2 separate regions of the Homo sapiens genome follow, and region 1 is linked to region 2. Evidence: read pairs that join two places in POLR2A ChIA-PET (ENCODE). Cell type or tissue: MCF 10A. All regions are shown on one strand. Region 1 holds the start of ARHGEF2-AS1 (ARHGEF2 antisense RNA 1). Region 2 holds the start of KHDC4 (KH domain containing 4, pre-mRNA splicing factor).

The links. ChIA-PET counts read pairs that join two places held together with the same protein. Peaks named below come from ENCODE experiments on the same cell type or tissue, not always from the same donor. Only the 100,000 strongest peaks of a DNase experiment are listed, where the experiment ranks them.
Region 1: POLR2A ChIA-PET joins it to region 2 with 12 read pairs; 35 of 35 experiments call an interaction of 5 or more read pairs at or near these places.

Annotation. Positions count from the first base shown.
Region 1 is chr1:155,987,645-155,991,644 of GRCh38, reverse strand. ARHGEF2-AS1 (ARHGEF2 antisense RNA 1) reads right to left here and starts at 271. Exons shown (of 2, transcript XR_001738248.2): 1 at 135-271. RefSeq lists enhancers at 1,356-1,425, 2,296-2,375. In MCF 10A, a CTCF peak has its summit at 2,081 (motif pointing right); a DNase peak (open chromatin) is centred at 2,114.
Region 2 is chr1:155,932,441-155,936,440 of GRCh38, reverse strand. KHDC4 (KH domain containing 4, pre-mRNA splicing factor) reads left to right here and starts at 2,028. Exons shown (of 14, transcript NM_014949.4): 1 at 2,028-2,105; 2 at 2,592-2,808. The coding sequence starts at 2,068. It overlaps LOC107985207 (a long non-coding RNA gene), which reads right to left and starts at 1,973. Exons shown (of 2, transcript XR_001738244.2): 1 at 1,892-1,973; 2 at 186-1,193. RefSeq lists enhancers at 1,792-1,951, 2,052-2,361, 1,901-2,467, 1,323-2,522. In MCF 10A, no CTCF peak of the experiment used is centred here; a DNase peak (open chromatin) is centred at 1,940.

The DNA.
Region 1 (4,000 bases), 55 kb before region 2:
CGTGCCCTCACTCCTTTAACAGCCTAAAGCCTTTTGTTGAAACTTCTCTTGTGGCATTTGGCATATGTGAGCCAGTTATGGAGTCATCTGTGATTTGTTCTTTTGCTTGTTCACACACACACACACACACTCACCCACTCACTAGACTCTGATTCCTTGAGGATAGGAACAATATCTATTTCTCTTTGCTTGGCTTTCTGCTATATAAGTCCTCAGTAAATGGAATAAGAAGGAGACAATGAGGATCTCTTTATGTACTAGAAAGGACACTGAACTGGGATCCAGAAAACCTAAGTTCTAGCCTTGAGTCTGCAGCTAATTCACAATGTGACCCTGAGGTCACAATGTGTCACAATGTGACCCTGAGGTCACAATGTGTCACAATGTGACACATTATCCAGTTATGTGTCTCAGTAAAGTGAGTGGTGGCTAGGCACTCCTAAGTCCAGCTGACTGTGACACACTTCTAGTCCCAAGGTTTCAGAGTTCTAGAACCCTGCTCACTCTTATTTCCTGCTGACGCAGACTGGTCTGTGTGTGTCTCCCACGAACAGAGCCGTCCCAGACGTGTTCTGAGCAGGTGGAGACAAGGTGCCCGTGAGGCCACACTGGCCTCTGCCTTTCTGCAGTTGAATCCAGAGAACAACTGGAGGAAGAAGAGATGGGGAAATAAAGGAGGGGAATGGCTCGCATGCTGTACCCCTCCAAAGGTCAGGGGCTTTCCGGGCCCACGGCCGAAAACAAAGACGTCTTCAGAAGACATAGTTGGGGGCCTGGCAGGGAGCTCGAGGGCCCACTGAATACGTAAGCCCCCAGGGGACCTCCTGTACCTCCTTCCTTCCAGGCCTAGACCTTGGAGAAAATGGGAAAGTGGGAAGGAACTAGATAACTCTCTAGTCATCTCCCTCAAGAGACAACCATCCGAAGAACAACAAGAATCAAGGAGACCTGGGCCCTCAGTCCTTTCCCTGGAGAACCAGAGCTCAATCCCATTTGTGGGCCTTTGGGGGAGGATGGATGCTGCCTTCCAAAATATGCCTCTCCACAGTGGCTCTTACCTCCTTCTCTCAGGGAAGACTGAGGGTGGGAGTGGGAGGGAGGTGTGGAGTCAGGGGGAGTATCAGGACACTGGATCTTCTTGCTTCTGCCTCCCACGGTGGGTTTCATAGAACCACATAATGGTGTAATAGAACCACAAAGGAACTCAGAGAGCATATGGCACAATCTCCTCATTTTACAGATAAGGAAACTGAGGCCCAAAGAACTTTCAGAGATTTCTTGAGAGAGGTGGTCTCACGGTTGGGACATTTGGCCTGCCCCATTGCCAGGCCTTTGCCGGGCTTTTGGTTGCAGGCTGAGGACAACCCAGGATGTCTTGGATTAACTCATGGTCCCGCATTGCCACATGAGATCAGTTGTTCTTGCTCAGACTTCTGCATAGGCTTGGTGGACTGGAGCAGAGAGATCATCTCTTCCCCCTCCCTTGGAAAACCCCTGACCACTTCCCCAAAGTCAGAGGAAGTCAGAAAGAGAAGGTCCGGGGGTCAGCATGAAGAGTTCAGTGTGAGTGAACATTGTAGGGGCTGCTGGCCATGGAAGGGCACTGTCTCTCTGCTTTGACAATGGTCCCCTTGAACAAGTTCCTTTAGCTCTGGTGAGTGAACCAACCTTCCCTAGCTCCCGGGCAGGGCTGGCTGGTTTCAGTGAGGGGAGAGGACCCTGGGCCTTGTCCCTGAACTGGCTTGGGTGGGAACTCAGATGAGAAGCAATGCCTGCAGGGCTCATGGCACCTTCCTAAGGGTAGCTGGCTGAAAGCAGAGATGCCCAAATGCCTGGGCCCCCCTTATGTGGCACCAACTGTATCTCAGGGTCTTTCAAGTGTCACCCACCTTTCACAGTCAGGCATTAATTCTGCCCCTTGGTTAGAGAGGGAAGGGAGTCCTGAGTGCACTATTTGGCTGAGCAGGGGCAAAGGTTGGCATCAGCAACCAGGCAAGGAGGGAGAATTCAGCTTGCTCTTGCTGTTCGCCTTCCCCTGAACCCTGGCTTTCTTCTGGAGGCAGTACTGCCCTTTGACCAGCAGGGGCCACTCTTGCCCACAGCCAACTCTGCAGCCCTGGCAAAGCAGAGCCCCAAAGTAGGACCAGTTTGGGTCTGGGCTGTGCTTATGCCAACAGGAAGGGCTGGGCTGGGGGCAAGCAACAGGGCTGGGCTGAGGCGAGGCAGTGTTCCTCCCTGGTGCCCGTCACTGGCCACTGGATACAGACGGTAGTGGTGGCGATGTGTGTTTCAGGAGGAGACTGCAAGCATCGGGATGCCCAGGCCCCAAGGAGGCCCTCTTCCTGCAGATCCGAGAAGGACTGGACACCTTTCTGGGACTGCAGCACCAGGGTGGCTACGCCTCCCGGCTGGTACGGACAGACAGATCCCCATGAAGGCCCCTGCCTTGCTCCTCCTCTCCTGCCCCTCGCCTGTCTAGCCACCATTCTATCCTACGTCTCCTCTGTTCTGCCAGCTGCTGGGTCTCTCTGTGCCCGGGCATTGCTCTGGCTCCATCTGAGCGAATGGGAATCTATCGTCTATGCACCTCTGTCTGCTCCCCTGGGTCTGTGTGCTCTGTCCCTGACTCCGGGTACCCTGCCTCTGTCTCTTTCTCCAAGACTCTGTTTCTTCCTTTCTGTGTCGGTGCCTCTGTGTTGATGAGGGTGTATGTGTTCCTCTCTCAGTAAAAGGGCCCTGTTCCCCTAGTAATTATAACCACTTCTTTCTGTGGACCCCACATTTCCCCAATTTGGAGCTGAACTTATTTATTTATTTATTTACTTATGTATTTTGAGACAGGGTCTCCCTCTGTTGCCCAGGCTGGAGTGCAGTGGCGCGATCTTGGCTCACTGCAACCTCTGCCTCCTGGGATCAAGTTATTTTCCTGCCTCAGCCTCCCAAGCAGCTTGGATTACAGGCGCCTGCCACCACACTATTGGGGAACCTGCCCCGATAGTCATGTGGGTTCTTTTCTATTTTCCCTAAGCGTTGGCCAGTTTGATAAATAAAGGGACAGAGTACAAAAGAGAGAAATTTTAAAGCTGGGCATCCGGGGGAGACATCACATGTCGGTAGGTTCCGTGATGCCCCACAAGCCGCAAAACCGGTAAGGTTTTATTAGGGACTTTCAAAAGGGGACGGAGTGTACGAATAGGGTGTGGGTCACAAAGATCACGTACTTCACAAGGTAATAGAATATCACAAGGCAAATGGAGGCAGGGCGAGATCACAGGACCAGAGGACCAGGGCGAAATTAAAATTGCTAATGAAGTTTCGGGCACCATTGTTATTGGTAACATCTTATCAGGAGACAGGGTTTTGAGAGCAACCGGTCTGACCAAAATTTATTAGGCGGGAATTTTCTCTTCCTAATAAGCCTGGGAGCACTATGGGAGACTAGGGTTTATTTCATCCCTACAGTCTGGACCATAGAAGACGGCCACACCCAAGGGGGCCATTTATAGACCCACCCTCAGGGGTGCATTCTCTTTCTCAGGGATGTTCCTTGCTGAGAAAAAGAATTCAGCGATATTTCTCCCATTTGCTTTTGAAAGAAGAGAAATATGGCTCTGTTCCACCCGGCTCACCGGTGGTCAGAGTTTAAGGTTATCTCTCTTATTCCCTGAACAATTGCTGTTATCCTGTTCTTTTTTCAAGGTGCCCACATTTCATATTGTTCAAACACACATGCTGTACAATTTGTGCAGTTAACGCAATTATCACAGAGTCCTGAGGCGACATACATCCTCCTCAGCTGACAGGATTAAGAAAGTAAAGTAAAGACAGGCATAGGAAATCACAAGGGTATTGATTGGGGAAGTGGTAAGTGTCCATGAAATCTTCACAATTTTATGTTCCAAGATTGCAGTAAAGACAGGTATAGGAAATTATAAAAGTATTAATTTGGGGAACTAATAAATGTCCATGAAGTCTTCACAATCCACGTTCTGCCATGGCT
Region 2 (4,000 bases):
GATGTCCATATGACCTAGCAATTCTGCTTCTACATGTAAACCCTAAAGAATTAAAAACAGATACTTAAATACTTGTGAATGTTCACAGCAGCACTACTTACAATACCCAAGAGGTGGAAACAACTCAAATGTTAATCAATGGATGAATGGATAAATTGTGGTCTATACATCCAATGGAAAAGAAATTCAGTGATAAAAAAGAATGAAGTTTATTCAGTGATAAAAAAATGAAGTTCTGACATATGCTACAACATGAATAAACTTTGAAAACACTGTAAGTGAAAGAAGCCAGATACAAAAGGTCACACATTGTATAATTCCATTTATATAAAATGTGTAAAATAGGTAAATCCAGAGAAACAGTAGATTAGTGGTAGCCCATGTCTTGCGGGGCAAGAGAAATGTGAAGTGACTGTTAACAGGTGAGGGGTTTCTTTTTGGGGTGATGAAAATAATCTGGAATTAGATAATGATGATTGTGGCACAATCTTGTGGACACACTAAAAAACACTGAATTGTGCACTTAAATTTACTCTTTAAAAAGGGTAAATTTATGGCATAGGAGTTACATCACAAATTTTTTAAAATGACAAATATAATAAATAATGTAATTTCAATCAGAATCCCAACAGCATTGTGTTTTGGGGAGAAGAGGAAAAGGGGCACTTTGGGGAGGCCGAGGTGGTAGGATCGGTTGAGCCCAGGAGTTTGAGACCAGCCTAGGCAAAATAGTAAGACACCCCCCACCCCCGCACCCCCTACCACCCCGGTCTCTTAAAAAAAAAAAAAAAAAGCCAGGTGTGGTGGCCCGTGCTTGTAGTCCCAGCTACTTCAGAGGCTGAGGTGGGAGGATCAGGAGACTCATTGAAGCTCCAAGACATCCTAAAGGTTAGAAACCTTTAGCCTCGGCAGGGCGCGGTGGCTCACGCCTGTAATCCTACCACTTCGGGAGGCCGAGGCGGGTGGATCACCTGAGGTCAGGAGTTTGAGACCAGGCTGGCCAACATGGCTAAACTGTGTCTCTACTAAAAATACAAAACAACAACAACAAAAAATTAGCTGGGCGTGGTGGCGGGCACCTGTGATCCCAGCTACTTGGGAGGCTAAGGCAGGAGAATCGTTTGAACCCGGGAGGCGGAGAGTGGTTAGCCGAGATCGCGTCATTGCACTTCAGCCTGGGTGACGGAGCGAAACTGTCTCAAAAAAAAAAAAAAAAAAAAAAAAGAAACCTTTAGCCTACAGAATCAACTCAAACTCCTCAGCATAGCATTCAAGGCCTTTCATCTTCTGGCCTCCCACTCCAGCCAGCTCAACCGTTAAGTACACAGATGCCAGAACAGGGTGCTCCATAACCTATGCTTGATCGCCTCTCCAGTACTCAACCGGCTTTTTAGCGTCCCATTCTTAAACGCTCCAGCAAGATGAGCAGCTTATCTTCTTCGACCTTTGCTTAATATACAACTCTATCATACATATTTGCCTGCGTACCTGCCTTGCCACATTGAGAGTACCAGAATGGCAGGGCCTGCGGCTTATTCATCTTTTTATTTTTATATTCCCTGCTTGGTGCACAGAAATGAAGCAAACAAACAGAGAAATTCTCCAAATGATCTTTGCAACGAATCCTTTTCCTTTTCCTAAGTAACAGAAACGTGAAACGGGCAAAAGCCGCGGGAAGGCTGTCTCCCCAGACAGAAACTAGGACTCAACACAAACGTAGCGGAATTTGAGGAGAAACCTGTTTAATCTCCTGACTCATGCATATTGTCTTCTAGTCTAACAACATGCCCACGATAAAGATGGATTCAGCTAGCCCCGATTCCGCATTTATAGTAGGCACAGCAGCCATCTTTCTTAAGGTTAAGGCGCAACCCGGAAGATCACACCCTACCTGCCTCAGAAACGCCAGATGCCTTTAAATCATCGAGAGTCCAATCGGAATCGACATTTTCACCGGAACCGCTCGGCCCCACGACCGGAAGAGGCTGTGCGTAAGAACGTTGGGGGCGGAAGTGACGAGAGGTGGTAGTCGGATAGTTGGCGGGTGGTTGAGTAGAAGCGGTCGCCATGTCCGCGGGGAGCGCGACACATCCTGGAGCTGGCGGGTACGGCTTCAGGGGCGAGGGCATCGGAGCGAGCACTGGGGCGCAGGAGAGGCGGAGGGACCCTGAGAAGCTGCGTATAGGGTGGAAGGGTCCTTAAGTGGGAAGTAAAGGGCTGGACGTTTGGGGAGAAGGATCTTGAGCAGGCCTGGGGCCCTTAAAGGGCCGGCGGGGATCCGAGGGAGGAGGCAAACGGGGACTTTTGGAAGGGCGAGCCAAGGGGAAGGCGTAAACTAGAGCGTGTAGGATAGAGTGGAGTCTTTCGATATAGGTGACAGTAGAAACGAAAGATTTTGGGGAAGGGTTGAAAGTGGGGGTTTGTTAAATAAGCAATAATTGTTTAAGGAGAGGGGAGTTTTAGATTTGGAAGGTGATTCGGAGGTGTAAATGGAATATAATAGAGGGAAAATGGGGTGCTAAGGCGTAGTAAGGAAAGAATAACATACACGAAAGCTTTGGGGCCTAATGTTTTCCTTTTTCTCCATGTAGGCGCCGCAGCAAATGGGACCAACCAGCTCCAGCCCCACTTCTCTTCCTCCCGCCAGCGGCCCCAGGTGGGGAGGTCACCAGCAGTGGGGGAAGTCCTGGGGGCACCACAGCTGCTCCTTCAGGAGCCTTGGATGCTGCTGCTGCTGTGGCTGCCAAGATTAATGCCATGCTCATGGCAAAAGGGAAGCTGAAACCAACTCAGAATGCTTCTGAGAAGGTATTTGAAGTTGAAGGGTCTCCACTAATTGCGAATTTAATAGTTGTTTTGCCGGGCGCGGTGGCTTACGCCTGTAATCCCAGCACTTTGGGAGGCCGAGGCGGGTGGATCACAAGGTCAGGAGTTTGAGACCAGCCTGACCAACATGGTGAAACCCCGTCTCTACTGAAAATACAAAAATTAGTCGGGCATGGTGGCACGCGCCTGTAATCAGCTACTCAGGAGGCTGAGGCAGAACTGCTTGAACCCGGGAGGCGGAGGTTGCAGTGAGCCGAGATTGTGCCAGTGCACTCTAGCCTGGGCGACCCAATGAGACTCCGTCTCAAAAAAAAAAAAAAAAAGTTGTTTGTAATCCTGTAATCGCATAATAATTTGTGTTAGTAAAGGATAAATGGATATAGTAGTTGAGAGATCATTTAGTTTTGGAATGTTCCAGAACACATTTTGTTACAAATACATATTTACGAGGCGTTTTTGATTGGGCTGATTACATTTATGGACCAAATACCTTGTCTTGTCCTTGTTCACTTAGTTCAGCTTAAGCTGTATTTCCATAGTCATTTAAAGCAACATAACATGTTTTTAATATATGTGCTTTTTCCCTGAAGTCAGAGGAGTTCAGGTAAATCAAGTGAGCCCCATAGTGTCATCTCTAATTAGAACCTGTAGGGTTTTATTTATTTATTTATTTATTTTGATAGAGTCTCACTCTGTCACCAGCCTGAAGTGCAGTAGTGGGGTGATCTCGGCTCACTACAACCTCTGTCTCCTGGGTTCAAGTGATTCTGATTCTGCTGCCTCAGCCTCCCGAGTAGCTGGGATTACAGGTGCATGCCACCATGCCCGGCTAATTTTTTTTTGTGTTTTTAGTAGACAGGGTTTCACCATGTTGACCAAGCTCATCTCTGCCTCCCAAAGTGCTGGGATTACAAGTATGAGCCACCAGGCGCAGCCTATTGTTTGCAAAGATTGTGTGAGTCAGTCATCCATTTATAAGGTTTATGAGGAAAAATTAAAAGCATCTTGACAAAGATGTAGTGCTCCTTGTATATTAAGATTTTTAATACTGATGTTAATCGTTTAAGCTCTTTTTTTTTCTTAAAATAATAATCTTTAGGTAGTTGACCTCAGCAGGATACATAAACACTGGATTTAGAATCATAAAACCTAAAAACCCAGAATCCACAGTTTG